Linked DNA regions of Homo sapiens: region 1 is linked to region 2. Evidence: chromatin contacts called from ENCODE Hi-C or POLR2A ChIA-PET data. All regions are on one chromosome and are shown on one strand. The core of a region is the stretch at or near the end of the contact, and the rest is flanking DNA. Distances in the headings are between cores, read along the strand shown.

Region 1 (3,138 bases), core at 120-2,619, 300 kb after region 2:
GAGAAAGAGGTTGAGGGATAGTGAGGGAGGTTGGAGAAGAGAGTAAAAAGAGGCCGCTTACCGGATTTGAAATTGGTGAGATGTTTCTTGGGCTGGTCGGTCTGAGGACCTGAGGTCGTAGGTGGATCTTTCTTACGGAGCAAAGAGCAGGAGGACAGGGGATTGATCTCCTAAGGGTGATTCAGAAAATGCTTTTTATAGAGGCATAAACACCTAATTTGGACATTTTCAGGACACACAGCCAATGGGATAAAGTTGGATGGCATGGAAGAGACAGTACAGCAAAAAGTAATGGGTTAAGACAAAAAGTCACATGCGGGGAGAATGAGAGAGGACAGAAACGACTAGGGAACAAATAAAGGCAGAGAAAAGAAGGGATAACTAGAGTAATGTAATAAAGGAAGTCGGATTTCTAATACAACTTAATCTATGGCTACAACTACAAAGCTAGGGATATGGTACATGCAAAAATGAGCACAGAATTTTTTTTCTTAATGCACTAAGGGGGACTAAAGAAACATTTACAAAATATTTATTGGGGTTGCCCCAGCAGCGTACAGACAACCACTTTTGGCTGGGTCCTTCCCTGCCCAGACCTACTCCCCTTGGGGCGATGGAAGGAGGAGGCACTGCAGCAGCCTAGTTCTCTGTCCTTACAGTTGTTCATCTGCTTCCAGAAAATGGTGCCTGAGATGAGCAAGGTCAGCAGACAAGAAGTGAGGTCAATGTCAGGTTTCCATGCCAGCAGCGGGAACTCTGGATACAGTGGAGAGTCACAGCTGGTCAAACCCTGAACCGCTTGCTCCTTGAAATGGCCAGAGAGGCCCATCCCAGAGCCATCTCATCATCTCTCCTCAGACAGGTGAACCTCTTCTGGTGGCGACGGGGTGGGGAAGAACAGAGATCAAAGCAAAACCAAACAAAATGAAAGCATAATTGTTACATATTTTTTTTCTCTTTTTACACACATGCATTATAATTTATTATTAACTACTCTGAGTTCTTTCCTTACATTTCCCAAATTAAGGATCGGCTTTGCTGGCAGAGATCTTTTCCCCAAATAAAACTGGGCACTTTCTTAAGAGTTCCAAGTTCAAGGTTAATGTTACGGTGTGTAGCTTGGCCTTTTTGAATGCTTGATGGAGAAAGCTAATCAGTGGATCTGTTGTCTCTAGGAAACCGAGAAGGAAAACAATCAGCTCTGTTCTCTCTGGGCCGAGGGAGTGAGCTGTAATGAGGGAGCACAGGAACGCATTGGGCGCCCTCAGACCTGAACACACAGGTTAGCACCACCTGCCTGGCTGACCTGGCTCACAGGTGCGCGGTTGCCAGGTAACGCTTGGTATCTCAGGGTGCCTTCAGAAGCCCAGCAGTTGGCTTGGGGAGGTGTGGCACGGCCTGGGGCGATGGTGGGGGCAGGGCAGATGGAGTCACTATCAGGGCAGCTGGCAGCACCACTACTCCTCACCTCTGTAGCAAGTGGAAACAAGCCGGCTCGCCCTGAAGGGCCAATCTTCTTCCTCAGCTGCCTGTGTTGTGAAACGGCTCTCTGATTAGAAATGAGCTTACAGATGCAGAAGGGAGAAAATAAAACCCTTGCTGTGCGTTATATAAAGCCCCCCTCTCTCTCTCCCTCACACACACATATACGTGTGTTTTACATAAATATAAATATAAAACACACATCTGTCCTTTGTAAAGTTATATTCTAAAAATTCCTCTCAAACTTGGGCAACTTTATAGAGCATGTTATCACATATGTGAAGGGCAAAATGATGTTTGGGAAGAGCGGCTGACTGGTTGAAAACACCTGGGTTCTAGCCCTAAATTTGCAAGTTTCTTGATTCTCCAGTGTTACTGGGGAGTCACTCCATCATTTTAGATTCACATGAAATCAGCCCAAATCCCTATGTGTCCTGAAAAACCCAGAATTCCCCTCAGTCTCTTTATGAGCTCTTGAGGGCTTGATTCCCTTGCCCTCTCTCTGGCCCCCACTTCCTTCTTGCACAGATGTAATTAATTTCCATCCTTAGTTATTGCATGTCCATTGCATATGTTCTTCACACAGAGTCTGCCTTTTCCTAAACTCTGGCAAATTCATAAATCTGGAACACCTTGTTCCCAAATAATGCCAGATGTATAAGAACTCCTCCCTTAAGCTAATGCTGGTTTCTCTTTTGGTGGTAGTTGTTGTTCCTGGTCAAGTTGTGTACTCTTTTGGATCTTTCTTTCATTCTACTTGATCAAGAAAGCTTTATGTGAGTGGATAGGCACAGTGTCACTGTGTAGAGCAGAATAGGTCATACATTGTGGTGGTCCTGGACTGCAATTAATTTGCAAAGATAGGCTCAATGTGTAAGAGTCAGTGTTTTTAGAGCTGGCCTCAGTAGGTTCGTTAGGTCCACAGAAGGGTGAATATTGGAAACCAGCTGCCCTCTCCGATCCATGGCCTGTCATTACAGCTGAGTCATTCCTGTGCAGAGTACTACTTTTTCACCCTAGGATATGCATAGGTTCCTCAATCTGTCTTGGGTGAGGAAAAGATGAGTTATCTAATAAAGTTATGGGAAAGCTAAGAGCTTGAGGTTAAGCAGAGGCAGCCAAGCTGTTTTCTTCCCACCTGGAATCAGGCAGGCTAACGGGGAAATCACGCAGGCCAACCTTCCTAGCCCAAGGGCTATCATTCTGCTTTATATGTTTGAGTCATTGTGAGAAGAGAAAGATTTATAGGTGTTCTTTCAACACTTATTCAACAAATATTTATTGAACACCTACTCTTTTCTGAGCTCTGCAGTGTGTTCAGCAACCAGGGCTGCAAACAAGTCGTTCTTCCTTACTATCCTTGAACACTGCTCTTTTTAACTGCCTCTAGATCTAAGTATCAATCCATGTATTGATTGAATGCGTACATGTGTAAAGGCTCTTACAGGCTGACATTGTCAATATTTGCAAAGTCTAAGACTTGCAGACTTGGAGGCAGCTTATTTTCTGTGGGTATGTGCTTTCACGTATCTTAGAGCGCAGCCCAATTTGAGTTTATATTATACATTTTTTTTTTTGAGACAGAGTTTCACTCTTGTTACCCAAGCTGGAGTGCAATGGTGCAATCTCGGCTCACTGCAACCTCCGCCTCTCGGG
Region 2 (2,939 bases), core at 51-2,550:
CACCCGAGACGGGAAATGCGCGCTCACCTGGACAGCGCGGCTCAGCGGCACAGAATGCTGTCGCCCTGCTTGTTCACCGCGCCGGCCTGGAACAGCAACCGAACACCAAGGGAAAGGTTAGCAGGCGCAAACAACGCGCTCGACACGGTCCTGGATTGTCCTCGGAAATCAGGCTGGCGCGCCGACGCCCCCACCCCAGCCTGTAGCCGGGGGGGCCCCTCCGGGCTCAGGCGGGACTTGACAGCCCAGGGCGCCCACAGCCCCGAGTCCCGCCCTGCGCGTTCTCCCGGACCCGCGCTCGCCGAGCCCGGCCGGCTGCTGGCGGCCCGGGGGAGCCCGGAGGAGCAGGGGGAGGGGGCTGTCATTCCTGGCCCGCCCCTGCCCGGAGGACGGTGAGCGCCCGCGTCCCGCCACCACGCCACCAACCTCCCATCCCCCGCGGCGTCCGCCCACGGCCGGCGCCCGGCCTCTCACCGGGTCGGTGTTGAGCGCAGTGAGCGGGGTCCGCGGCGGCGCGGCTGGACAGGTCCCGGCCGGGTGGTGTGGCGGCGCGGGCGGTGGTGGCTGCCTCAGCAGGGCCGGGTGCGTCTCCAGCGCCAGCTGCAGGTCCAGGATGTAGTCGATAACGTGCTGCAGGATCTCCACTTTGCTGACTTTCTTGTTGGGCGGGATGGTGGGCACCAGCCTCCGCAGGCGGCTATAGCAGTCGTTCATATCGCACTGCAGGCACAGCGCCGGCTCGTCGGCCGCCGCCTCGGCCGCCTTACAGCGCGCTGCCGCCGCCGCCGCCGCCGCGGCTGCGGAGCCACCCAGGCTGTGGCCGTGCTCGGCCAGGCAGCGCAGCGCCAGCTCCCCGCCGCCGCAGCCCGACGGCGCCTTGCGGCCCGAGGGGCGCACCGGGCTCACCGCCTTCATCGCGCGCGCCCTGCGCTCTACGCGAGCGAACCCGCTGGGGCGAGCGAGGGAGGCAGGCAAGCTCCGGGCCCCGTCCGCGGCCGGCTCCGCTCCCTTTGCCTCCGCGCCCGGCGCGCTCGGGGCACCGCGACACTCCCGAGCCCAACAATTGACGGGAGGGTCGCTCTGGGTTTTACGAGGGAATCTTTGCTCAGTGGGCGACACTCAGCCCGAGCCCAAAGGAAAAAAAAAGCAAAAGCACCGGAAGAAAAGTAGCCCACCCGGGTGTCCTAGTCACTCCCTTCGGAGCTCCGACTAAGCCCGATCGCGGCCGCCGCGCTCCCCTAGCCCGGGATCACCCCACTCCCGGTACTACTCACAACCGCGCCTCCTCCACTACGCTCTCGCCCGGCCCGCCGCGCAGCTGTATTTATAGAGCCGTGCGCCCCGGGGGCGGGACCAGCGCGCGGGCCGGGTCGCAGCGCGAGCCGAGCGGAGCCCGCTGGGCGCGCGGGCGGGGGCGCGGAGGGAGAGGCGAGGGCGGGGGCTCCGGGCGGTGCTGGGGGGCGGGGAGTCCGGCTACCCGAGTGGAGGAGTGGGCGGGGGGTCTGGAGTGGCCAGCCAATCAGGCGGGCAGTGCCACCTCGGGGAATGACGCTCGGGCCAATGGGAAGGGCACTCCATTCCGTCAACGCTGTGGGTCGGGGTTCTGAGAAAAGAGAGCTGAGTGGGAGTCGGGCCAGGCTGATGTGTGCCCAAGGGAGGGGAAAAGAGAGAGCGAAGTTCCTGCGAAGAACTGCGGGAATGTGCGGCCGGAATTCACTCTCCACCGCCCCCCTTATCCCGACTAGGCTGCTGAGGGAGCGCCTGGGCCCTGCTCGCGGATACCCTGCCACTCCTAATAGCACGGCGCCCAGGGACCCTCCGCCACCCATCACTCCATCCGTGGGATTCCAGTGCCTTAAGAAAGACGCGCTGTTCAAGAAGGCACGTTCATTCTGTTCTATATTTCCCTCCTCCGTTTCATTATTCGCCTTTTCACATTTGCCGAAACCATAATGATGGAATGGAATGTGTAGCCTTTCCGTTTTCTTTTTAAAAAATGCTAAAGCTTAGCAAAAGTAGAAAAAAAAAGAAGGAAAAGAATGCCGAATCGAATGCAGGTTTTTGGTGAAGGGAATATAAATAAAACAAAAACGTGGGGGGGGTTCTTTTACCCCATCTAAATGCAAAAGTGGGCTCAAGAAATGCAGTTGCCTTGCGCATTCAATTAGAGCACGTAAAGATTAAAAATGCATGGACACGGAATATTTAAAATTCCATTATGACATATAATATTAATCTGTTTTATGTAAAATTCATACCTGTAACTTAATTTAGGCCATTAATGCACAGCTTCACGTATTAGTCAGCGTACCCCGCTTTAAATAAGGTGATGAGAATGTCCAGAGTCGCCTCCTTTGACAGCAAAGCATTAAAATTCACACTTCCAGTCTCTGGGATCCCGCTTGGGCCCCACCCTGCAAAAAAAAGCCTGTTAATTAAGGGCGTTTTTGTGTTAGATTTCTTAGAGAAAAGCTGTCCTTCAAGGGTTCAAAATAAAATTGCACAATGAGCTTTGGTGGAGCATTGTGTGTACCCTTCAAGAAAAAATTGAGCCCTTCAGATGAGAAAGGTGCATAAAAATTCTCAGACAATGGGGAAATGAATTTTGAGTGCCTTCACTCTACAAACCCTCCCACCTTTAGACACGCTTGGAGATGAATTAACCCAAGAATTTTCTTCATTCGTGTACATGACATGGATTGGTGTCTTCATTTTCATAGATAATTGAAAGAAAGAGACATGGACCTCATTTCTTCCTGTCTACCCCTATATGGACTTTTTCTACATCCATTCCCAGAACTGAAATACCTGCACCAGGCAGATATTTTGTTTAGCTATGTCAGTGCTTTATGACTATCGCACTATTCCCCAGAGCACATTCCTTTCTCCTGATGAAATGAGGAGCAACTATTTAATTCTGGTTTCACAGGTAGATGCAA

What was found. Hi-C counts contacts between places; a loop is a spot of excess contacts on that map. ChIA-PET counts read pairs that join two places held with the same protein, here RNA polymerase II (POLR2A). Pooled maps may share reads with other maps.
Region 1: a map of PC-9 shows a loop between it and region 2 (10-fold over the local background). The contact joins the enhancer-like site here to the promoter of ID4 in region 2. A Hi-C loop is called at or near these places in 4 of 168 maps with a recorded cell type or tissue (Calu3, PC-9, aorta and 1 more) and 3 of 50 pooled maps. POLR2A ChIA-PET finds 5 or more read pairs at or near these places in 3 of 52 experiments (HEK293, OCI-LY7 and activated T-cell).

The regions. Positions count from the first base shown.
Region 1 is chr6:19,536,507-19,539,644 of GRCh38, reverse strand. No RefSeq gene overlaps it. Among named protein-coding and RNA genes, the nearest start is that of LNC-LBCS, 270 kb to the left of the region's middle. Within about 2 kb of position 1,369, at least 3 of the 41 ENCODE cell types and tissues checked have a DNase peak (open chromatin) inside an H3K27ac peak, as active enhancers do.
Region 2 is chr6:19,835,731-19,838,669 of GRCh38, reverse strand. It overlaps ID4 (inhibitor of DNA binding 4), which reads right to left and starts at 1,300. Exons shown (of 3, transcript NM_001546.4): 1 at 475-1,300; 2 at 28-86. The coding sequence starts at 915. The coding sequence ends at 42.